Linked DNA regions of Homo sapiens: region 1 is linked to region 2. Evidence: read pairs that join two places in POLR2A ChIA-PET (ENCODE). Cell type or tissue: OCI-LY7. All regions are shown on one strand. Links, peaks and the distances in the headings refer to the core of each region. The heading gives the core; the rest is flanking DNA.

Region 1 (9,536 bases), core at 435-2,934, 56 kb after region 2:
AGCGGCTTCACTGACTCCTGGAGGCCCCTGCTGCCTCCTCCCCAGCCCGTGCTCCCAGCATCTGAGTGCCAAGTCCCCCCTGCCCCCAACCCCAGCCCCCCTCCGCCTCTTACTCCCTCGTCTTCCAGCTTTAAGCACCGTCCACATGTGCATGACTCCCAAGCCCGTGTCCCCACTGTCCAATGCCCTCTAGCCACGTCCCTTGGATGTCTAACTGGCAGCCAAACTGCGCCCTACACCCAACGCCTCATCTTCATCCCACCCAAGCCCGTTTCCACCACATGGAGTGACCACTCGCTCAGACCAAAACCCTTGGTGGAGTCTGTGCCCCTTGCCTTTTCCAATCCAATCTGTCGGCAAATTCCACCCCCAAACTTTCCAAACATACCCAGAATCCGGCCCCTCTCACCATCTGACTGCACCCTTCCCTCCCACAGGTCCTTACCACAGCCTCCGGCCCAGCCCCACAGCCGCGTAGGAGCCTTTATGACCCACACTGGCCCTGCCCTGCTTACTCAGGGCCAGAGCCACAGCCCTGACAGCAGCCCCACACCCTGTGGGGCCCAGCCCTGCACCTCTTGGTCACCCGACACATCACAGCACCGCACCTGGAGCTCCGCGCCGGCTCCTCTCTGGTGTGGAGAGGCCGGGCTCGACCCAGGCGTCATCACACTGTGCTGCCGCCCCAACTGCCCCTCTGCCCACTCTCACAGCCCCCTCCCTGCTGCCGCTCTCTACGGTTCCTTCACCACCTGACATCCTCCTCTCCCTTGTCTCCAGAGCAGCACAGCCCAATCCAGTCGGTGCAAACACACACAATGAAAAGTAAACAAGAGCAAACGCTCTGCTCCCGCACCTCCCAGCCACATTTCAAGCCCTCAGTGGCCACAATCCTGGACGGCAGAGAGAACACCTCCACACAGCAAGCTCTATAGCATAGGCGGTCTGGGGGAGCCCCACGGGGGCAGGTTTTTGCCTGCCCAGTTCCACGCTGACCCATGGAACACAGGCTAGGGCCTGGCACCAGACATATGTGCCGAGTGCAGGAAGGGTCTTGTTATTGCTCAGAGGCCCTTCGTTTCCACCTTCTGCAAACCTGTCACACACAGCCCACAGGGCCTCCCTGCCTCTGGAGCTGGGCCCCGGCCATTTCCAACAGGCCCAAGCTCCCCCACCCACCTCTCCACCCCGCCGTCTCTGTCTTATTCTGACCCCAGAAGAACGGGCTCCTTCATTTCCCTACTTCCTCTACAGCACCTGCTGAGAAACTCTGAGGATGGAAAATCCATCAGGACGCTTTCGGTGTCAGTGCCAAAACCCCAAATGATGCAGGAGGGAAAGAGAACCTACGAGAAGCCGGCGCAGAGCGACTCACAGAACTGGGTGGACGATCAGCTCCGGGCTGTAGGCCTTAATCACAGGTGCGGCCGCACTGGCACAGAACACGTGGGACAAGTCTGCGCCCTGATGAAGGAGCACAAGAGGCCGACTCAGGGATCGCTCCGGCATCGCTGCCCACCCGCCAGACACAGGCGTCCAGCGCTCATTACTCAGCCCTGGTGACGTGCATGAGAAACGTACTAGCTCGGATTACACCCAGCCAGGTGGCTTAGCAAAGGGCCAGGGCGCAGAGCACAATACCTAAAAAGAAAGACTTTTGCCGCCACTGCAGAGGCAGGGTCAGAGCCACACACACCAGCACGGCCCAGCTCGGTCTGGTCACCCTCCAGGAGGAAGGGTCACAGGAAGAGGCCGGCCGTTAGCACTTGCTCAGCTCATGGGAAACTGCAGGATCAGCGGCTTCAGCTGCGACCTACAAAGGCATCCCAGGTGCACTTTGGTGGAGTACAATACAAATCACGCTTTAGGTTTTAAAAATGGGCTTCAATTGAGGCCAGGTGCAGTGGCTCACGCCTGTAATCCCAGCACTTCGGGAGGCCGAGGCGCATGGATCACGTGAGGTCAGGAGTTCGAGACCAGCCTGACCAACAGAGAGAAAACCTGACTCTACTAAAAATACAAACAAAATTAGCCAGGCGTGGTGGCAGGTGCCTGTAATCCCAGCTACTCGGGAGGCTGAGGCAGGAGAATCGCTTGAACCCAGGCGGCGGAGGTTGCTGTGAGCCGAGATCCCGCCATTGCACTCCAGCCTGGGCAAAAAGAGCGAAACTCTGTCTCAAAAAAAAATGAGCTTCAACTGAAGTGATCTTGTTTATGCACAGATGTCAGGATAGACTTAACGGTGTTTCTATTAGCTATGATTACCCTAAGATATTATTTAGATTTCTATCAGAAAACATTTGCTTTAATCATATTTAAATAATCAAACTCTCTACCAGAAAAATCCCAATAAAGAAATTTTAAGTAAACATACCACTTTGAGAGCTGAGATTGCTGCAAAATATGGGGCTCCAGTGTACCTAAAAAGAAGGTATTTAGAGTCAAAAACTTCTGAGAATAAGGTAAGCATACCTTGATCAATAAATAGGTTATCAATAAAAAATAGACATAAATAATATAGACATGGTTTATCAATAAATAACAGAGACATGAAGCACACAGCACAAACCCAACACCTAAAAGATGCTCAGCAAATGTTCAATGAACATGAACCAGGTTCGACTAGAAATGTCTTTTTTTTTTTTTTTTTTGAGACAGAGTTTCACTCTTGTTGCCCAGGCTGGAGTGCAATGGCACGATCTTGGCTCATTGCAACCTCCGCCTCCTGGGTTCAAGCGATTCTCCTGCCTCAGCCTCCTGAGTAGCTGGGATTACAGGCATGCGCCACCACACCCGGCTAATTTTGTAGTTTTAGTAGGGACAGGGTTTCTGCATGTTGGTCAGGCTGGTCTCAAACTCCCAACCTCAGGTGATCCGCCCGCCTCGGCCTCTCAAAATGCTAAGATGACGGGCATGAGCCACCGCGCCCAGCCAGAAATGTCGATCTTTTACATAAAACCTTCATGCATTTCAGGAGAGTGAATCTCTGGCAGTAATGCCTGCAGTCTCCCTGCAATGTGAATGTTCAAGGTAAGGAGCTGACCGCAGGCTTCTGCCTGGAGAGAAGAAAGTGACAACCACATGTTCGGAGCAGTCGGGCATGGACAGGGTCCCAGAGTGGGCAGACCCCGTCCTCCAAGAGTCACAGTCAGCAGAGGCCAGATGGGGGCCACCTGGGACAAACAAGAAACGGCACCCACCACCCAGCTGCTTCCGCCTGGCTGTTCTGGAATCCCTGGCTCTCCAGGTCTAAGGGCACTTCAGGCACAGAAAGGAAGAGCCCTGCCCTCCGTCAGATGGGCAAATGCAACCTTTATGTCCATTCCGAGCAGTGAAATGTTTTGCTAACCCAAGAAAGAGAGACCTGGGCAAATGCTGATACCCATCACCTTACATGGCCTTCTCCTGCAAAGCGGTGTCAATAGCGTTGTAAATGCAAAAGACAGTACAGAACAGGCAACATACATGCACACACTCTTCCATCATGTGAAAACAAGCCTCACTAATAAGAGAAATGCATTAAAACAACAAGAAAGCTTGTCGACTTCACTAGCAAAGGTTGTCCTCCAAGGGCTGCAGGGAACAGGTGCTCTTGGGAGGCAACACACACTAACGCAATGGGGGGACAATTCGGCAGCGTCACCAGCATGTAAAATGCACACATACCTGATCCAGTAACAACTCTAACACACCCTATGGCACGATCAACAGCTGCAAATGGAGGGATGGGCAAAGAGAGATACCACATCCATGCAAACAGAAAGCAAGCAGAAACAGAGGAGCCACGGCAGGCTTTCCGTCAGAGGCAGAAGGTATCCTTCACACCCAAGGACAACTTACAAACAGCTACGTACCAAACACAGCAGCAAAACAGAACAGAAGCAAGCTAGGGATTTGTCAAATTTCATAAATGACTTTCAGTAACATCTTTAAATTGACAAAGTAAACCAAGAGGTTGCTGAGTGTTTCTATCCTAAATACAAAAAACATGCTTGTGGTATGAAGTCCAGTTAAATACAGAAAAGCAGAAAGTGGAAAAAACAGGCTCATTTCCCCACTACGACAAAACTTAACACTGACACACATGAGGGAGTAATTCAGTCAGGGCTCCTCAGAGTTATTTCCTAGTTAATCAAAAAGTGGATCACTGAAAAATACTGAGTGTCCTATCAGGCTGCATTTGGAAATGATTACTGAGGTCAAACTAGACAGCGTGAATGACAGTCAGGTAAGCAGCCAGCCAGCAACTGACTTTTTAAACACCAACACTGCACATCAGCTACTTACTCCTGACAGCCTCCAACTACGCCTATTCTTCCATCTTGCCCTTTGTGCTTTGTGGAAGACAGAGGAGGTATGATATTTCTCACCAGCTGCAAAGTATTTTCCATATCCTTTATCGAATGTGCTTTACGTAGCGAAAACGCTCTTTCTAAAACTGAAAGACAAGAAAAATGAATAATTCAGAAAGGTAAACAGATATTGTTAGTACACATAATAGCCCATTAACCAAAACCCTCTCCAAAGTTATTACGAATGCTATAGATTTTTACCCAATGGATTTCTGTAAGCAAATATGATGTTCAAAATTACATTAACACATGCAATTTTTTTTTTCTTTTTTGAGACGAACTCTGACTCTGTCACCCAGGCTGGAGTGCAGTGGCGTGATCTCAGCTCACTGCAACCTCTGCCTCCCAGGTTCAAGCAATTCTCCTGCCTCAGCCTCCTGAGCAGCTGGGATTATAGGTGTCTACTACCACACCTGGCTAATTTTTGTATTTTCAGTAGAGATAGGGTTTCATCATGTTGGCCATGCTGGTCTAGAACTCCTGACCTCAAGTGATCTGCCAGCTGCAGCCTCTCAAAGTGCTGGGATTACAGGCGTGAACCACCATGCCCAGCCTGAACACATGTAATTAACACATATAGTAACACATGCTATTTATTTATTTATTTGAGACAGAGTCTAGCTCTGTCACCCAAGCTGGAGTGCAGTGGCACGATCCTGCTCACTGCAACCTCCACCTCCTGGGTTCAAGCGATTCTCCTGCCTCAGCCTCCGGAGTATCTGGGATTACAGGCACCTGCCACCCTGCCCTGCTAATTTTTGTATTCTTAGTAGAGACAGGGTTTCACCATGTTGGCCAGGCTGGTCTCCAACTCCTTACCTCAAGTGATCTGCCCGCCTCAGCCTCCCAAAGTGCTGGGATTACAGGCATGAGCCACCCCACCAGGACAACATATGCTATTTCTATCAGGTTTATTTTTGAAATGTATCTGAAATTTTGGAAGACCATTTAATTTTCCAGAAAGTTTTATCAAGTAAAAAAATGCATTATTACTTAATAAACTATCACTTCATTTCAATTTCCCTTTAGGATTATTAGGTCTTTTCTCTCCTCACAAACTGGAAAGCAAGCTCCCACCTGTAATCCGCTGGGGTGCTCAGAAGTCTGACAGATTCATCATATTACTCCCAACTGTATTCCAACACTCAACTGGGTATTAATTAAATAACCTAGAAATGGCATTCTAAATATGGCACACCTCTTAAATTGGGTTCAAAGTGGCATTTAATGTATTTTCATCATCTTGAGTTGTCTCTAAACAGCTACACTTCAATTGGCCTTTCTTGAAGAGCTTCCTGTGTTATATATTTTACCTTAATATTTAAAACAGCTCGGCTATGAGAGAAATGCTGGTATGTTCTATAGAGCTCAATGAATAAAGCATACATTCTCCCTAGAATGAAAGGATCTTTGCAAATATAAACAGTATTTTTTCAAACAAGGCACTCAATATTTTTATCCTTCCAATTATCTCAGCAGCAGAGAAAAACCAGTGTCACAAGTTCCACTGACTGCAGTCCAAAGCTCACTGAGCGTTTCACAGCAAAAGAGCTTTGTCTTTTAACTCTTACAGTTTTACTTTTTACTCAACAAAACTTTTGAAGGAATTTTCTTTATGAGTAGATGTAACTGCCTTAGCTGATAGAGCAGATGCTGGGATTCCCCAAGATAAAAAGATCCTATGAATCCCCATCAACCCAAATTCTTTTTTTTTTTTTTTTTTGAGACAGAGTCTCACTCTGTCGCCAGGCTGGAGTGCAGTGGTACAATCTCGGCTCACTGCAACCTACGACCCCCTGGTCCAAGCAATTCTCCTGCGTCAGCCTCCTGAGTAGCTGGGACTACAGGCGCATGCCACCACGCCCAGCTAATTTTTGTATTTTTAGCAGAGACGGGGTTTCACCATGTTGGCCAGGGTGGTCTCGATCTCCTGACCTTGTGATCTGCCCACCTCGGCCTCCCAAAGTGCTAGGATTACAGGTGTGAGCCACCGCGCTCAGCCCAACCCCAAATCTTTTCACCTTCTTCCAGACCAACACACAAGACCCGGCACAGAATCACTATAAACTGTGGGCCAAGGAGAGACACAATGAAGCTTGCTGAGCTACCTGCAGGGGACCAATGCACCCATCCTTGAAATCCCTCCAGGAGGGCTAAATTATGGTTTTAAAACAATACACTTGTCTAGAAGAGACATTTATGGGGCCAGGCGCAGTGGCTCCCCGCTGTAATCTCAGCACTTTGGGAGGCCAAGGTGGGTGGATCACTTGAGGTCAGGAGTTCGAGACCAGCCTGGCCAACATAGTGAAACCCCATCTCTACTAAAAATACAAAAATTAGTTGGGCACGGTGGTGCATGCCTGTAATTCCAGCTACTCGGGAGGCTGAGGCAGAAGAACTGTTTGAACCCAGAAGGTGGAGGCTGCAGTGAGCCAAGATTATGCCACTGCACTCCAGCCTGGGTGACACAGCGAGACTCTTGTCTCAAAAAAAAAGACATTTATGGGTATCGATCAGCATCCTGTCTTTGTCGTGGGGAGCTGTTCTATGCACTGAAGGATGCTGAGCAGCATCCCCGGCTTCTACCCAGTCAGCAGTGCATGTACACGCACCCAGTGGTGACAACCAGCAATATCTCAACACTCCCAAATGTCTTCTGGATGGGGCAAAATGAGCCTGGGTTAAGAACCACTAGTAGAGATGCATGCGTGTAGTTTTAGCACCTTTAAATATACCAGTACTTCAAATTAAATATTTAAGGTCATATAAAATATAAATTGTGACTTATGAAATCACAGAGAAAAACAATTTAGTCAGACTTCAACTTACGGATGTTAAAAATCAACATTTATATCAATGTACCCTGCCTGATGAAAACAACTCCTAAATGGTAATACTTCATAAATGTGTATTTCTCACAATAAGAAAAGGAATAAAATGGTTCCACCAGATAATACTGTATATTTTCCAGGAGGCTTCTTTCTCCCAATATCCAAGATTCATATCTTACAAACATCTGTATCTTAAATTTCAGATTTAAGTCTTAAAAAAAGTACTATAGGTGAGGTATGAAATATTTAATGTTTATATCAAAAAGGGCAAATACCATAAACCCACACTGAACTACCCATTTGCACTTTGCCTCATAGTTGAAATAACCTATACATTACCGGAAAGGATCTGACACAAAATTAAGCTGCAGCCACGAGTCCAGGTGGAGCACCTGTCAGGTGGAGGGGAGCACCAATGCCCCTCTGCAACCAGTGTCGCCCAGCACTCCCAGGAGGGCACAGCAGGGCCGCCTCGGGGTCACAACTGCAGCACCAGAGCTCCCAGGGATGCTGTGTTCCAAGTGCTTGTCCTCTCCGCATCTGCTCCCCAGAGCGGAAAAGCTTCCCTTCTGCGTCACACTCTGCTGAAAGTCCTCCCAGTACTTTTGGTACTGGGATAGCACCTTTCTGATCTTTTTGGTTGAGAAAGAGGAGATATGCTAGTCCAGGCAAGGATACGCTTAAAACCTACAGGCTTTAAAGCTAATACTGATTTTTGTTGTTATTCAAATAATGACAAGAACACATACAATTTTTCCTGCACTTCAAGGTAAGCTTTGTTAAAATGATAAGATATCAGGGGGCTCAAACATCGAATACAATATACGAATAAGGGCCACTTTCTAAGGCGGATTTTTCTACAGCAGGTTAAGCATTAAAGTCCCATTTACCACAAGCCAAAAATATCAATTCTGAGTGTGTAAAACCCACTGCATTCACACGGCAATCTTTATCATAGCTAGGAAGAAAACACGGGGGGAATCCTGTTCTGAGCTATTCCTTTATCTTATACAGAAGGTAGTGTTTTGAAGCCCAAAATGTGCAAACCACCTTCACAGCAACTTGATCAACCCACCAGCGGGAGTCGCCTCCTCCTGCTCCTGTTCCGTTGTGAAATCTTAAGACTTTGTGAGATTCCCAGTTCCCTGGCCATGATGCTACCGTAAGGGCTGGGTCTAAGAACCCTGGAGAACAAGAAGCGCCATCCAGAAACTGAATATTTCAAGATTTACACATGAGAACAACGGCTCTCAAATGGAAGCTAGCTTAAAATTATGTTAAACTCATAATATAATTAATAGTAACTTTTTTGCTACATAATTTTAAAAATTCAAAGTGATACCAAAAGTAACTATTATTACATGTGGGGTTCTGAAACCTTTCGAGCACACAGACAACCTACATGGTAGGGGCTGACCTGGACATAAGAAGGAAGTTCTTATGTCTGGACTGGCAGAGAATCAGCACCCTACTACTGCCTGCCCACGAGGAATGTGGCACCATCCGCAAGCTGCAGCACTGACTGCTTCCATGTGGGACTCAATCACCTCGAACACAGCCTGGCACAGAACAAGACACTTGATACATGTTCGATGAAGTCAAGACATCGTGATTCACTCTCCTCACTAGCACTTTATCTTTCTTTTACAGATAAGGAAACTGGGGCCCAGAGAGAAACCTGTGCAGATGCTGTGGTTAGTAATGGACAAGCCAGGCCACAAGACACTATTTTACCAAAGTGCTGCCATGTTTTTGTTTTTATTTTTGTGGGCACACAGTAGGTGTAAAATGCTGCCATTTTAAGGCAAAATAAGAAGTATAGCATTTTCACTTGAATAGAATTGTATTAACACAAAGTAAAATCCAGGCTGCTCACCAGCATTCACCTAAGATAAACAGCTTCTGTTAGCAAAAGGGCCAAAGCAGGTCAACTAAACTTCCCAGCACTTGGCAGTGAAGCAAGTTCCAGCTGGCTTACTGACGTCACCATTTGAACTTAACATTTCAAATGTTAACACAGAAACATTTACATATAAAGATCAAAGTTCTGAAGGATAAAAAGGCCTTGACAATAGGCGACTTAAGATGTATCCCATTCGGTAACTCTTCAGACAATTCTGAGTCTGGAAGAACAGGTTAAATTTGTTTGGCTTTTGTTTTAAGGAAGCGTGTCTGGGGAAGACTATCACTGCTGCTTTGTGCTAAAAGTGCTTTTAGTACTGGAAAATTCTACTTAAAAAAACAAAAATACTTTAAGTTAATGTGAGTTATAACTAATTTAGAGCATTTAACCACAATCCCTAAGTTAACTGAAATATTTCCTAAAGCCTCAGTAATATACAACTCTACCTGG
Region 2 (16,498 bases), core at 8,545-11,044:
AGCTGAGATTGTGCCATTGCACTCCAGCGTGGACAACAAGAACAAAACTCTGTCTCAAAAGAAAAAAAAGAAAAGAATTCCTAACATCCAATAAGAAAAAGACCTATACCACTCAATAGAAACACAGGTGTGGATAACTACAGGTCATTTAATGCAGATAGTTCCTAAACATGGGAGATGTTCAGATTTACTCAAAAGAGGTAAAAGCTTAAAGAGCAAAGCACTTGTCAGCTGTCACACTGACACCATGTGAAAGTTGGCTGACCCTGCAGGTGAGGGCAGAGGAAGACAGACACCTCCAGGTGTTGCTGGTCGGGTGTAGCTGGCACAGCTTTCCTGGAAGGCAGCTTGCAGGAGCGGCCAAGTCCATGAGCCTGTGCCCTCTGTCTCCTGCCTACGAGTGTAGCTCACAGGCACACTTGGGCTGCTGCAAAGTGACCTGTGCACAGTTGTGTTTGTAGTGGTGAGGATGGGATGTGCATCGGGACAGGACCGGGTAAGCACGTAGCGACACATCTGGAAGGGGGAGTAGAGGCCACCTTGAAAGGAGCGAGGCAGCTCAGTGTGTCCAGCATGATGGACCCCCAGGATTCTGTGTGCTGCGAGGGAGAGAAGCTAGCAGCACAGAGCAGAGTGTGGAATGGGCTGCATTTGGGGATTCCAAGAAAAAGATGCAAATGTATATATATAACCACGTTCATGCTTGTGGGAAAACTGGTCGCTGTATTTTCCTTCTGGGAGGAAAGCCAAGTCTGGGCACCCCTTCATGCCATTTGACTTCTCCTGGCAATAAATTACCTCTGCAGAAAAATATAGATTAAGCAACCTGCTGATCTTTATTATTTTATTTTTTATTTTTTTGAGACAGGATCTCGCTCTGTCGCCCAGTCTAGAGTGCAGTAGGGCAGTGTTGGCTCACTGCAACCTCCAGTTCCTGGGTTCAAGCGATTCTCCTGCCTCAGCCTCCTGAGTAGCTGGGATTACAGGCGCCTGCCACCACGCTCAGCTGATTTTTTGTATTTTCAGTAGCAACGGGGTTTCACCATGTTAGCCAGGATGGTCTAGATCTCCTGACCTCATGATCTGCCCACGTCGGCCTCCCAAAGTGTGAGGATTACAGGCGTGAGCCACCGCGCCCGGCCACCCCACTGATCTTTAGGCCCAAAATTGCATGGAATTTGAGACTTCCGGGGGAGTCTGAAGCGGCAAGAAGACACAGTACTTTTGGGTTTTTTCCTTTGGTCTTTTGTCCCCTGGATAGACATACATTAACTGATTTATTGTTGTAAAGGTCTGCTTTGCCACAAAACTGTACCGCAGGAGAGGGGCTGAAGTGTATTGGAGTACCAGCTATGTGCTAGGTGCTGTGTATTTTCTCTCTTTAATGTGATATTTATGTAATGTTTTCTTTTACAAAGCTGTCCTGCCCGTATATACACAGTGGTTCTTCTAGCAGTCTAAGGGATTACTAGGTAGAATATCTCCATGCTGTAAAGTAACTGAAGGCCAAGAGGTTTGATTATTGATTTGCCCAAGACCCCAAAGCTTAAACAACACCTGGGTAGCAACGCATAGTTCACCAGCTTGCTTTCTTCAGTGGGTATTCTTTGGTGGGGCTTTCTGGGTTGACTATGCCATTCAGAGCCCTGGGTCTCAGGGTCACATGGTTGGGACCTGGCCCCACGTGTGGCGTTGCGCTTGAGAAAGTTTCTCAGTATTCTAGAGTGGTAATTCCTTCACCTGTGAAATGGGGAGACTTGGTTCCCGAGGCTGCGTGGAGCAGCTCGGAGAGACTAGCAGGTGGCAGGTGCTGTGCTTGGGAGGCCCAAAGGCCATTTGAGCAGGACCAGCAGTTATGATGCCCGGCTCCATTCCAGAGCTTCACAGTGTCTTGTGCATCTGTTCATGTAGAGTTTTTCATTGAAATTATGAAATAACATGAGCGAACCTAGTCTTGTGTCTCAGCCTCCTTGGATAATGTGGCAGGGGCTGCAGATGCGTGCCCCCAAGGCCCCCACATTTGGAATTGATTGGACTGTTTTGATGGTCTATCTCCAGAAACCCAGCCATGGGACCCGAGGGAATGAGTACTCCATTAAATCCCAGTTGTAGTGTGTTAAATTACTTTCAAAATATTTCTTTAGAAGTTCCTTTTTGATCTTTCTTTTTTGTTTGTTTTGGAAGAGAGTCTTGCTCTGTCGCCCAGGCTGGAGTGCAGTGGCACCTTCTTGGCTGACTGCAACCTCCGCCTCCTGAGTTCAAGTGATTCTCCTGCCTCAGCCACCTGAGTCTCTGGGATTACAGGTGTGCACCACCATGCCTGGCTAACTTTTGTATTTTAAGTAGAGACGGGGTTTCACCGTGTTGGCCAGGCTGGTCTCAAACTCCCGGCCTCATGTCATCCACCTGCCTTAGTCTCCCAAAGTGCTGGGATTTATAGCTATGACCCACAACACCCAGCCTCCTCTTTAGTATATTTTTGACTATTTTTTTTTTCTCCTGAGGATTAAGGGATAAGATAGGAACCTAGTTTCTTATCATACAGACTGGACTAGGGTGATTTTGCCCTTGTCTTAGAAAAGTGGAGGATCCTTGGTATGTTTTGTTTTCTATTTTACTTTATTTTTATTTTTGTTTCGGAGATGGTGTCTCGTCCTGTTGCCAAGGATGGGATTGCAGTGGCACGATCATGGCTGTTCGCAGCTTCAACCTCATGGTCTCAAACGATCCACTCATCTTGGCCTCCCAAAGTGTTGGGATTACAGGCGTGAGCCGCTGCACCCAGCTGGTTTGTTTTTTACTATATAATGGAAATTGTGACATTATTTCTTCTCTAACCAGAAGACAAGGTCAATAAGCCTTTTTTTCTAGCTAAGCTACTAGTAAAAGTTCAGTACCTAAAATGAGTGCCCCCGCTTTGGTGAGTGGGTGGGGGCAAACTGAGGCCGAGGCACCGGAGGTGGCCGGGGTATGTTTGCTGTCGTGTTGTGCACGTGGGCTTTCTTGTGGCTGGGTGGTTCTGTTGCGAATGCCCCAGACTCATTAACGTGCACATCTAATCCTTCTGCAGATGAATATTTCCCCCGCTTCCCTCGCCAGTCTTTATGAGGAAGACTTCAAGCAGGACATGGCAGCCCTGAAGGTAAAGTGTGGGGCTGGTTGTTCCTGCCATGAGGGTGACAGGCGTGAGCAATGACAGCTGGTGCTGGCTGACCTGTGCTTCTCACGAGGGAAACACGGTCACGTCTCCACTTCCTTGCAGGTTCTCCCACCCACGGTGTACCTGAGGGTAACCGAAAATATTCCTCAGATAATTTCTTTCATTGAAGGAATCATTGCTCGTGGGAACGCTTATTCAACGGCAAAAGGTAGGGTTTATGTTCTTTTTTTTTTTTTCTTTTTTTTTTTTTGAGACAGAGTTTTACTCTGTCACCCAGGCTGGAGTGCAGTGGTGCTATCTCAGCTCACTGCAACCTCTGCCTCCCTGGTTCAAGCGATTCTCCCGTCTCAGCCTCCTGAATAGCTGGGACTACAAGGTGCGTGCCACCATGCCCGGCTACATTTTTTTTGTTTTGGTATTTTTAGTAGAGATAAGGTTTCACCATGTTGGCCAAGCTGGTCTCAAACTCCTGACCTTGTGATCCACCTGCCTCAGCCTCCCAAAGTGCTGGGATTACAGGCGTGAGCCACTGTGCCCAGCCGGTTTATGTTCTTAAAACTAAAACATTACTGGGATTTGGAGAAACTGGATGTATTTATCAGCTGTAGGAACATACTAAAATTTACTTCTGTCTTGCTAGGATTCCAACAGCAAAGCTGTTGTGGGGTTTTCTACAATATTGTGTCTCTTTGCGAAATGGTTGAATTAGTTCTAAATATCTTTTCCAGGGAGAGGGGAACGTCTGGACAGCTAGTCTTGGTAACAGTCGTGGAATCTAGGTGGTAGGTGTACAGGTGTTCATTGTGGTGTTATTTCATCTTTGTTTAGGTATTTTCCTAACAAAAAGTTGGGGACAAACACAGTACCTCCAGAGACCTGCTCTCTTCTTATTAAAAGTCAGCCCAGGTCACCCCCGTCTGTTTGGCTATCGTTTTTTCACAGGCCATTACGAGTGAGTTGCGGGAGTCAGAGGTTGCAGTGAGCCGAGATCACACCATTGCACTCCAGCCTGGTGACAGAGCAAGACTCCGTCCACCCACCCTCCCCTGCACAAAAAACAAAAAGTTGCAGGGCCAGGCATGGTGGCTGATGCCTGTAATCCCAGTACTTTGGGAGGTGGAAGCGGGTGGATCACTTGAGGCCAAGAATTTGAGACCAGCCTGGGTAACATGTTAAAACCTTCTTTCTACTAAGATGACAAAAAATCAGCCAGGCCTGGTATCGCGCGCCTGTGGTCCCAGCTATTCTGGAGGCTGAGGCATGAGAATTGCTTGCACCCAGGAGGCATAGTTTGCAGTGAGCCGAGATCACACCATTGTACTCCAGCCTGGGTGACATTGCCAGACTGTCTCAAAAAATAAAAATAAAAAAGTGAGTTGCAGGGCTGGGCGTGGTGGCTGATACCTATAATCCCAGCACTTTGGGAGGCAGAGGCAGGTGGATCACTTGAGTCCAGGAGTTCAGGACCAGCCTGGGCAACATGGAGAGACCCCTTCTCTACAAAAATAAAATATAAAAATTAGCTAGGCATGGTGGCGTGCTCCTGTAGTCTCAGCTACTCAGGAGGCCGAGGTGAGAGGATAGATTGAGCCCAGGAAATTCGAGGCTGCAGTGAACCATGATTGTCCCACTGCACACCAGCCTGGGAGACAGAGCGAGACCTTGTCTCAAAAAAAAAAAAAAAAAGCGTGAGTTGCAGATGTTCTGTCGCATCAGCCATGACACTTCAACATGCATCTCTGCATAAAAGGAGTCCAGATGTCATGGTCAGACCTCAGACAATGAAGAATTTCTGGCTAGCTTCGCGTGTCCTCTCTGTATTAAATATACTCACTTGTCCCCAGGGCATGTGCTGCGTGTGCATTTGTTGGTTTAGTCTCCTCACTTTTTCCCCTCCTCTTTCTTTTTTTCTTTTTTTCTCTTTTTTTTTTTTTTTCATTTTTTCTGGGTAAGCACATGTAGATTCAAGACTCTGACAGGTCAGTTTTCCTGTGGAGCAGTCTGTGTTTAGATTTGCATGTTGCTTACTGCAGGTGGTTTCATTGGTTTGCGGATGCTAATCTTTGTCTGGTGGACCCCAGGCAAGGCTGGCGTCTTGCTGTTTTGCTGCTTTGGTGATGAAGCATCGCCATAAATCCGAACTAAATCCCACCCATCCTGGCTGCAAACCCTGACCACAGCCTCATCTCTCCATGAAGTTCTCCTTCACCCAGCACAGTTGAAAGTGAACTTACTTTCTCAGCCTTGATATCTCTGCTGTACCATTTGGCAGCCAGTTCTGCACTGCCATAGTTTGCTGTTTAATGTATTCATATTTTGTCCCCATCTAGATCATAAATTCTCAGACCATAAAAACCTTTTGCTTTACTGAATGACGCCTTAAAGTATCCAGCCGACGGCTGAAGATACGTAGGTATTGAATGTTTGTTGCAATGAGTCAGAAAGCATGAAGCACTGCCCTGGACGTTCCTGTCCTTCCTGGGTCCTACTTGGAGCGTAAGATGAGCACGTGAGGCCCTGAGGATCTGCTCAGTAGGCTCTGTGTATGGAAGTAGCTTTTTACTTGTTCTAATGTGGTATATTTAGATTTTGTTTCAAAGAAAAACTTTTTTTTTTTTTGAGACAGAGTCTTGCTCTGTCGCCTAGGCTGGAGTGCAGTGGCACAATCTTGGCTCACAGCAACCTCCGCCTCCCGGGTTCAAGCAATTCTCCTGCCTCAGCCTCCCAGGAAAAACTTTTTTTAAAGGACTTAGGTGGTTGAATTAGAGTTTGCACCAGAAAACACAGGAATTAATTTTTTGCTGTCGTGTAACTTGAAATAAGATATGTGGGCCTGTGCTTCCATTTTAGGAATAAAGTGATAAATGTTCACGAGTCTTTAGGGATTCTCGTCTTCACAGGCTTGAGGATTGAATGCTGTTTGTTGTTTTGTTACTGTGTTTTATTATAAACAATTTAATGATAGTATAAATATAATTAATTCAAAATACACTTACATTCAATCAAACCCCAGTAATTTGGACTTTGTTACAATTCCACAAGGGCTTGGTTGTAATTTGATCTTTGAACTCTTGGTGAAAAACAATTTCTTCAGCAAATTGATAACATAAAGCAAAGTGAAGGGGGAATGTTTCCACCATTTAAGGGAGTGGTTTCTCTCCAGTGAAGCGCTTTTAAAGCACTGTTTATATTCTGACTTCATAGAAAGCAGCTCCCAGGGCCTGGATGTCCCCCTCCTGTCCTCTGGTTCATCCCCAGCACCGAGTGCCAGCTTAATGGTCAACCCTGAATGACCAGAGAGGACGCTGCAGGGACAGGGCAGGGTTTTCTGAGCACAATGGTCACTGGTGGGAGGAAAGGCCAGTGTGGCTTGGGCAAACAAAGCCGGGTGACATTTCAACAGAAAACCCTGCCCTGTCCCTTCAGCGTCCTCCCTGGTCATTCGGGGTTGACCACTAAGCTGGCACTCGGTGCTGGGGATGAACCAGAGGACAGGAGGGGGACATCCAGGCTGAGGACATGAGGCAGGTCCTGGGTGCAGCTTGTGTTTGCCAGTTGCAAAGTTTCCTTGATCTTACCAACACCAGTGTCCGCAGTAAGGACAGTACTGATGCAAATCAGTAACTGCATTAGTAAAAAAGAATGTGAAGACTCAAACTTTGTAAAGGCTAAAAGTTGCACCCACGCCTGGGGCCTGAGGACAGCTACATGCTGCTGTGTGGTTGGAGGGTGCTGGATGGTGGCTGCGGATCTGTGGTACTGAGAATGGCCATGGTCACAGCCCGGATGAGCATTGCCTCCTTCCTAGGGAGACACATGGCCTGGAACACACAGCGGCTGCAGCCGGGCAGCCTTGGAGCATAGGTTGGTAGTGCTTTCTTCTTGACAAAGCTCCCACTCTGAGTGCCTCCTCCCCAGCTCTGCTTTCTTAGGCTTTGTGGTGGAAGGGGCAAGGGCAGCCCAGGCTTGCAGGAGGCTCTGGAGAAGGTTCTGACCTCAGACTGCAAAGCGGACCTTGGCACTCAGCCTCACAGACACTTCAATATGCAGATGATTTTTTTGTGTGTTTTTTTTGGTAGAGATGGGGTCTCACTATGTTGCCCAGGCTGGTCTCGAACTCTTCAGCTCAAACAATCCTCCTGCCTCGGACTCCCAAAGTGCTGGGATTGGAGGCGTGAGCCACTGCACCCAGCCAGATGATGTTTTCAATCTGAGTAAAAAGGTAGTTTTAGAAGATGACTGGGCAAAGAAAGAGTGTCTTTGCTAGCTGGTGTGTAACATAAAGTAAAGAAAGAGTGTCTTTGTTAGCTGTTGTGTAACACAAGGCACAAGATCTAAATGAAGGTCAGTGATAACACTTTTCTTTTTTCTGATTAAATAATTGTCTCAGTAGTTTACAGAGAACTTACATTTGTGTTTTCACTTTCACGTCTGTGTACTCATGATATGTCCAAATCATGCATTTATCTTATAGTATTGTTTTTAATTCTGGTTAACAAATATATTAAGCCAGGCATGGTGTCACTCCTATAGCCCCACCTACTGGGAAGGTTGAGGTGGGAAGACTGCCTGAGCCAAGGAGTTCAAGGCTATCGTGAGCTGTGATTGTACCACTGCACTCCAGCCTGAGCAACAGCAAGACCCTGTCTATAAAAATATAAATACTATATATGTATATGGGGCCAAATGCTATGTTCTGTATTTAAATTCTAATTACTTGTTAGATGTTAAGGTTGTCAATATGCTGATATTCAGACTGAGAAGTGATGAATTCATAATTGTCTTTATAAACAGGCAATGTCTACTTCGATCTGAAGTCTAGAGGAGACAAGTATGGCAAATTGGTCGGCGTGGTCCCTGGTCCAGTCGGAGAGCCAGGTGGGTTGGCCGGGCTCAGCCCTGTGGGTCCCTGACCTCTGCCTCGGGTCTCAGCTCTGGGGAGATGAGATCTGGAGCGCAGACCCCTCCACTTGCTCAGACACTGGCCTTACCCAGGTCACAGCTGTGTTTTAAATTTAGTGTGGTTTCTGTGGATGGCTCCAGCTTGTGAGGCATATAGTTCAAACGGCAAGTGGGGCATCGTCCACCCCCGCCCCCAGCGTGCCTGGCTCCATTCCCTGGAGACAGTGCTGGTCACTGTCTCCTTTTTCCTCCCCAGGGTTTTCAGCGCACATGAAAACCTCATACACGTACATCATATTTTCGCGTTCTTCTGTGTTACCGTACATTTAATTCCCATACGTGTCTTACTATGTGTTAAACTTCCAATCTGTTTGAATCTCTTCCTTGCTCTATTCTGTTCCAGGGAGTTATTAGGTCAAAACATTTTTATGGAGAAGAAATAGTAAGCGCAGTATATGGAACTAAATTTAAAATAATTTGAAAAGGATACTGTCTAAGGGAATCAAACAAGAATAACAGGGACAGACCCCAAAGACTGTTCAAGGTATTTCTGGTTTTAGGCACTGTCTTTCTGCGCCATAAACTGTGCCAATGAATCCTAACCATCCATAGCACTGACCCCTCAGGTTCTTTCCTTCCCCCGCCGTGGTGCCCTGTCCCGCTCCCCGCACAGGCCGGAACACAGACGCCCACATCAGCCACGTGTGAGGCGTGGCTACCAGCAGGCCGTGTGGGCTTTGCTTACACATGTGGAGGAGAAGTTTCTGAGAGTTGTACATTCTGGCATCAGGAAGGTTTTTTAAAATTATTTATTTAATAGATTTGCTTTTTAGAGCCATTTTAGCTTCATAGCAAATTTGAGAGTAAGGTACAGAGAATTCCTGTCTACCTGCTACCCTCCACACCGCCCCCCACACTGTCAGCATCCCCCACCATTGACGCATCAGCTTTGCCCAGAGACCAGAGTTGGCATCAGGGTTCACTCTCGGCACTGTGTGCTCTGGGTTTGGGTGAATGTATAGCGACATGTTTCCACCATTCCAGCATCACGCAGGATACTTGCACTGCCCTGAAAAATCCTGTGTGGTCTGTCTGCTCATCCTTCCCTCTTTCCCATCCCTGGAAATCACTGGTCTTTCTACAGTCTCTAGTTTTGCCTTTTCTAGAATGTCATATAGTTGGAGTCATACACTGTGCACCCTTCTCAGAATGGCTTCTCTCACTTAGGAATACACAGTAATTTTCCTCCGTGTCTTTTCATGGCTGAGAGCTCGTTTCTCTTTAACACTGAGTCACGTCCCAGTGTCTGAATTTACAGCAGCTTAAGCACTCACCTACTGAAGGGCATCTTCGCTGCTTCTGAGTTTTGGCAATTATGAATAAAGCTGCTGTAAACATCCACGTGCAGGTTTTCAGCTCATTTGGGCAGATACCAAGGAGCACAATGCTGGGTCCTCTGGGAAGAGGCTTATTTGTGTCAGAAACTGCCCAGCTTCTGCCAGAGTGGCTGCACCATTTTGCATCCCCACCAGTGAGGAATAAGTCCCTGTCGTTCCACATCTTCACAGCAGTGCTTTTTAAAATAAAAAATATTTTCTTATACAAAAGCAACATATTTATATAATTTATAATGGTACAAAATTAGGAAATAGAATTACACAAAACAAAGATAATAAAACCACCATTTTTACATATGGTGAAAAAAAATTTTAATGCCTTAGTGTATGTTATTTCCAAAGCAATGGTGTTGTCTTTTTAATTTTCAATTTAAATTGTTGTAATAACACAACAATAGAAAACACCATTAAAAAATGTCCAACTTGGTTGAGCATGGTGGCTCACACCTGTAATTCCAGCACTTTAGGAGGCCAAGGTTGGAGGATCACTTGAGGCCAGGAGTTCAAGACCAGCCTGGGCAATGTAGTGAGACCCCTTGCTGTCTCTACCAAACAAACAAAAATGCCCAGCTCAGTGAATTTGTGTTCAGTGGAGACCCTGCGGTCACCCCCTAGTGGAAGGAGACAACAATGGCAAGGGAGCGAAGGCACCTGAGTCCTCCGGGTCCCACGCCCTGGCCGATAACCTCCCGGGCCCTGCCTGCCAGCCTCTCTGCCCTGCCCTGGGGGCAACTACTGCCCTAACTCTGACAGCGGCCACCTCCTCATTTTTCTGAATGGGTTTATTGCCCAAACACGTGTCCCTTAACACGACACTTAGCCTTAGCTGTTCTATATTTGTGTCTTGTTTTTAGTCCACATGTTCCTCCCCTGGCTTCTTCCCCTTGCTGCTCATTTGAGGGAGAAACGTCATGTGTCTCACGGTTCCCCCAGTGGGATTTCGCTTGCTCTGAGTTTTGGAGTGTCTGTAACATTTCCCTCTGTCCTGTGTGTTTTTTTGCAAACTGGTAGTTGAATGTAGAGGCTTAATCCAGTTCTAAATTTCTGGAGAAGGCTACTTTGTAGATGGTGTATTCCTCACCAGGAGACACGTAAGGGCTCTGCCTCTGTGTGTCAGCAGCCCTGGCCGCTCTAGGCTTAGATCCTTCACTGCAAAAAGAGGTGGCATGGTGGTGCAACTCCCATTCTGCTTTATTTGCTGGAATACCTTTTTTGTTTGTTTGTTTGTTTGTTTTTTGAGACGGAATCTCACTCTTTTGCCCAGGCTGGAGTGCAGTGGCATGATCTCGGTTCACTGCAACCTCCACCTCCCAGGTTCAAGCAGTTCTCCCTGCCTCAGCCTCCAGAGTAGCTGGGATTACAGGGGCATGCCACCACACCCAGCTAATTTTTGTAGTTTTAGTAGAGATGGGGTTTTGCCGTGTTGGCCAGGCTGGTCTTGAACTCCTGACCTCAGGTGATCCACCCCCCCCCCCCCCCCCCTCGGCCTCCCAAAGTACTGGGGTTATCGGTGTGAGCCACCGTGCCTGGCCCATTTGCTGGAATACTTTTATACAGGCAGACTGTCATCTGGTTACTCAGTGGTACAGTTTGTATAAGAAAGGCAGGACCTTTTCCTTAACTTACCAGTTTTCAGAACAAGGAGTTGGCTTCCATATTTTCCTCTGGCAGTGACCAGTTCATGTTCTTCCGTTGCTGAGAGCTCGTGGGCTTCAGTGCACATGCCGTTTTAACCCATTGCTGCCATCACCTTATTGAGCCTCGGCGTGCCCCCTCTTTTGCTGGTAGCAGCTACTCCCGAGTCCCTTACACTCAGCCCTGTTGTAGTTAATAGTTTTGTGGCTGTCTATCTGATATGGTAAGATATTCCTGGCTCATCTTAAAATAAGCTGTTTCTCCTGGAAGTCCCATTTTTCTCTTTTCTTTCTTCCCTTTTCTTCCCTTTCCCTCCCTCCCTCCCTCCCTCCCTCCCTCCCTCCGGTCACGCCCGGTGTCCCTCCCTCCCTCTCTCTCTCTCTCTCTCTCTCTCTCTTTCTTTCTTTCTTTCTTTCTTTCTCTCTCTTTCTTTCTTTCTTTCTTTTCTTTTCTTTTGTTTTTTTGAGATAGAATGTCACTCTTGTTGTTCAGGCTGGAGTGCAATGGCGCGATCTCGGCTCACTGTAACCTCCGCCTCCCGAGCTCAAGCGATTCTCCTGCCTCAGCCTCCACAGTAGCTGGGATTACAGGCACCTGCCACCACACCCGGCTGATTTTTGTATTTTTAGTAGAGACGAGGTTTCGTCATATTGGTCAGGCTGGTCTCGAACTCCTGACCTCAGGTGATCCGCCCGCCTCGGCCTCCCAAAGTGCTGGGATTCTAGGTGTGAGCCACCGCGCCCAGCTCCCATTTTACTTTTAATGGGAAATGGTGTTTTGAGAACACAGCATGGGCACCATGGATACTCATTGTTGCCATCTGTCATTGCCGTCTGTCATTGTTTCCTGGCCTCTCCCATAGACTGAGGTAATGAACGCATCTGCTCCGTAGGTCACACTGATACTCAAATTCAGGGCCACGGGGTTTCATTAACCCCTCTGTCTGTTCACATGTGTGGTAAGGACAACGGGCGTGACCGGATGACCAGTGGGCATCCACCTGCTTTAGTCCATCACGGACCAGCCCTGCCCGAGGCTTGACCACGGTTAGAAGGTTCCCATGCACGTGCCTCCTCCCCGCCCCGCGTGTCCATATGTTGGAGTGCCCAGCCTCCGCCTGCGCTGCCTTCTGTAGCCCCGTCCACTCTTCCCCCCTCCCACCGTCTCCAGGTCCGCTTTTTCCCTGTTGTTTTTGAAGCTCATTCCCCAGCAGTTTCTGAAGGAAGAGCCCTTTCTCGGGAACAGTATTCTCTGCATTTGTGCCTGTGGATGACAGTGTGCTGCCTTCTACTTCAAAGTCAGTTTGGCTGGAAATACAGTCCTTGGCCGCATTTTCTGTCCTTAAGTATTTTCCTTCGGCATAAGGTGTTATTGATGCTCTCGTTTGCCATGCACTATGTAGGAATTGTTCTGTTTGCTTGGGTGCCCAGAGGATGTTATTCTTAGTAAAGTGACTAGTAATGAAAACGTAGCCTGTCCAGTCTGACCCAGAAAAAGTATCTGTGTCTGCACTCTTTAAATTCATCAAAGGTGATGGACGCCTGTGTCAGTGCTCCCGGGTGGAAAGGGTGATATTGGGACGTTGTGCACATGGGGTGTGCCTGTCCTGGGCAGATGGGACAGCAGGTTTTGGTGAGCATGCGCCACTGGCAGCCTCACCGCACGGTGATGGGCACCTTGCTCAGAGTCTCGGGTCCATAAGCCGCGTTACCTGACACGATCACGCGCCTTTCACTCTGTGTGATTAGTATCTTTTTGGAAAAAACAACCCTGAAACTCAGTTACTGATAAGCAGAGTATTTCTCGTAAGACAGAATAAGGAAAAATGGGAAAACCCCACCTGGTCCACAGTACATTCCTGAGAAATGAGCCTCTGTGGGTTCCCGGCCGCCCAGCTCTCCCTGTGCGCTGGTGCATCTGAGGTGAAAGCGTTGCCGGTGCTCCTGTCCCTCACGTGGGTGAAACAGGAGTGAACGAGAAGCCAAGGCTCCTTCGAAGAGACACAGCCTGGGGCGTGCTGCCCACTGGCGGCTGGAGGGGCTTCCACCGGGGTGGCCGGCTGGATTTCCCTGGTGGGGGTGACCAGCTGAGTTTCTGTGGTGGGGGGTGACTATCTGGGCTTCTGTGGTGGGGGTGAGGTGGTGGTGACAGCCTGGGCTTCCCTGGTGGGGTGACAGTCTGGGCTTTCATGGTAGGGGTGACTGTCTGCGTGTCCGTGGTGGGGTGATTGTGTTTCCATGGTGGGGGTGACTGTCTGGGTTTCCGTGGCGGGGTGGCTGTCTGGGTTTCCGTGGCGGGGTGGCTGTCTGAGTTTCTGTGGTGTGATTGTCTGGGTCTCCCTGGTGGGGGTGACTGAGTTTCTGTGGTGGGGTGACTGTCTGCGTGTCCGTGGTGGGGTGATTGTGTTTCCATGGTGGGGGTGACTGTCTGGGTTTCCGTGGCGGGGTGGCTGTCTGAGTTTCTGTGGTGTGATTGTCTGGGTCTCCCTGGTGGGGGTGACTGAGTTTCTGTGGTGGGGTGACTGTCTGCGTGTCCGTGGTGGGGTGATTGTGTTTCCATGGTGGGGGTGATTGGGTTTCCGTGGTAAGGGTGACTGTCTGGGTTTCCATGGTGGGGTGATTTTCTGTGTTTCCGTGGTGGGGGTGACTGGGTCCCCGTGGTGGGGGTGACTGTCTGAGTTTCCATGTTGGGGTGATTTTCTGTGTTTCCGTGGTGGGGGTGACTGGGTCTCTGTGGTGGGGGTGACTGTCTGGGTTTCCATGTTGGGGTGATTTTCTGTGTTTCCATGGTGGGGGTGACTGTCTGGGTTTCTGTGGTGGGGGTGAATGTCTGAGCATCCGTGGTGGGGTGACTGAGCTTCTTCCCACTGATGTACCGTTTGTCATCTGCAGCGGACTCTGACAAGCGTCATGCCAGTGACTTCGCCCTGTGGAAGGCGGCCAAACCCCAGGAGGTGTTCTGGGCCTCTCCCTGGGGACCCGGGAGGCCGGGCTGGCACATCGAGTGCTCTGCCATCGCTAGGTAAGGTGCCTGCCGCTTCCTGGGGGTTGGGGCTCAAGTTCCCCTGGTGCCTGCTCAGGGCAGCAGAGGATGTGCATGGGAGCAGGTGCAGCCTGGCACGTGTGCCCATGGGTGATTTTTTGGGAAGAGATTTTTGCCGGAGTGTGACGGGCCATGGAACGGGGTGAACGAAACCCATGACACATCAAGCTTTCCTGACCTCAGCACTTCCTCTGTTTAGTGGAGAGGCTGCTTTTTGGTTCACACTTGCAGCTGCCCTGTTCCCTCACCCTTCTCTGTAGTGGCTGGTGCTTGGGGCCCTGGAGGAGAGTGCTTGCACCTACATCCCTCCTCGCTTCGCACTTCTCTAGCCCCCAAATCCCTCTCCGCCTTCCCGCCAGCTCTTCTAGCTCAGGCAACTCGCATGCCAGGGTGCTCTGTGGCGGAAATCTCCAGCTCCTCCCAGATCTTCCTGGAGTCCCCCAGCCACCCTCATGTGGGTCCTCTGTCACCAAAGCTCCTCTTCCCACTGTCTGCCTGGGACCGCAGCTGCCTGCCGCCCCCACTCAGTCACACGACACTGCTCTCCTGGCCCACTGCGGCATCCCCTACTCTGGAAACACCCTCTCTGTCCTGGTTTCTGCCTCTCAGTAGAGCTTTCTCCGCCTTCTCCCTGGTCCCCTTGGACGCACCTGAGGTGTCCACACCCTGTGGCTCTGCCCACAGCCAGGGGCACCTTGGGTGGGGTGTGTGAAAGACAGCATACCGCCCGTGCCCCGTGCTGCACAGCTGCCCATGGGGCTCGCCACAGTTAGTTTCATGTTCCTGTTTTTTTGTTTTGAGACGGAGGTTCACTCTTCTTGCCCAGGTTGGAGTGCAATGGTGCGATCTCGGCTCACCGCAACCTCCGCCTCCCAGGTTCAAGCGATTCTCCTGCCTCATCCTCCTGAGTAGCTGGGATTACTGGCATGCGCCACCACCCCGGCTAATTTTGTATTTTTAGTAGAGACGGGATTTCTCCCTGCTGGTCAGGCTGGTCTCGATCTCCTGACCTCAGGTAATCCGCCCGCCTTGGCCTCCCAAAGTGCTGGGATTACAGGTGTGAGCCACTGCGCCTGGCCCACGGTTAGTTTGTTACCGTGGTGCTGGTTTGTGTGGCCTGACCCTCTGCAGGCAGCAGGGTACCCAGCCGCGCGTTTAGACTGTTCCTAGCGTTTCAGTGTTACAGATCTCCTTAGTGAATAACCACGCGTATGTTTCCTATTTGTAGAAATGGGTTTTTTTTTTCATTATATTTTAACTTCTAGGGTACATGTGCACAATGTGCAGGTTTGTTACATCTGTATACATGTGCCATGTTGGTGTGCTGCACCCATTAACTCCTCATCTACGTTAGGTATATCTCCTAATGCTATCCCTCCCCACTCCCCCACCCCATGACAGGCCCTGGTGTGTGATGTTCCCCACCCTGTGTCCAAGTGTTCTCATTGTTCAATTCCTACCTATGAGTGAGAACATGCAGTGTTTGGTTTTCTGTCCTTGTGATAGTTTGCTCAGAATGATGGTTTCCAGCTTCATCCATGTGCCTACAAAGGACATGAACTCATCCTTTTTTATGGCTACATAGTATTCCATGGTGTATATATGCCACATTTTCTTAATCCAGTCTATCATTGGTGGACATTTGGGTTGGTTCCAAGTCTTTGCTATTGTGAATAGTGCCACAATAAACATACGTGTGCATGTGTCTTTATAGCAGCATGATTTATAATCCTTTGGGTATATATCCAGTAATGGGATGGCTGGGTCAAATGGTATTTCTAGTTCTAGATCCCTGAGGAATCGCCACACTGTCTTGCACAATGGTTGAACTAGTTTACAGTCCCACCAACAGTGTAAAAGTGTTCCTATTTCTCCACATCCTCTCCAGCACCTGTTGTTTCCTGAGTTTTAATGATTGCCATTCAAACTGGTGTGAGATGGTATTTCATTGTGGTTTTGATTTGCATTTCTCTGATGGCCAGTGATGATGAGCATTTTTTCATGTGTCTGTTGGCTGCATAAATGTCTTCTTTTGAGAAGTGTCTGTTCATATCCTTCGCCCACTTTTTGATGGGGTTGTTTGATTTTTTCTTGTAAATTTGTTTAAGTTCTTTGTAGATTCTGGATATTAGCCCTTTGTCAGATGGGTAGATGGTGAAAATTTTCTCCCATTCTGTAGGTTGCCTGTTCACTCTGATGGTTGTTTCTTTTGCTATGCAGAAGCTCTTTAGTTTAATTAGATCCCATTTGTCAATTCTGGCTTTTGTTGCCATTGCTTTTGGTGTTTTAGTCATGAAGTCCTTGCCCATGCCTATGGCCTGAATGGTATTGCCTGCGTTTTCTTCTAGGGTTTTTATGGTTT

The links. ChIA-PET counts read pairs that join two places held together with the same protein. Peaks named below come from ENCODE experiments on the same cell type or tissue, not always from the same donor. Only the 100,000 strongest peaks of a DNase experiment are listed, where the experiment ranks them.
Region 1: POLR2A ChIA-PET joins it to region 2 with 6 read pairs; 6 of 35 experiments call an interaction of 5 or more read pairs at or near these places.

Annotation. Positions count from the first base shown.
Region 1 is chr13:110,617,118-110,626,653 of GRCh38, reverse strand. NAXD (NAD(P)HX dehydratase) reads right to left here. Exons shown (of 10, transcript NM_001242882.2): 2 at 4,288-4,438; 3 at 2,375-2,420; 4 at 1,376-1,464. Among named protein-coding and RNA genes, the nearest start is that of NAXD-AS1, 5.5 kb to the right of the region's middle. In OCI-LY7, for the core only: no CTCF peak of the experiment used is centred there; no DNase peak of the experiment used is centred there.
Region 2 is chr13:110,674,591-110,691,088 of GRCh38, reverse strand. CARS2 (cysteinyl-tRNA synthetase 2, mitochondrial) reads left to right here. Exons shown (of 15, transcript NM_024537.4): 4 at 3,071-3,142; 5 at 3,263-3,368; 6 at 7,955-8,038; 7 at 13,986-14,115. Among named protein-coding and RNA genes, the nearest start is that of CARS2, 23 kb to the left of the region's middle. RefSeq lists an enhancer at 14,418-15,037. In OCI-LY7, for the core only: CTCF peaks have their summits at 9,872 and 10,076 (motif pointing left); a DNase peak (open chromatin) is centred at 10,058.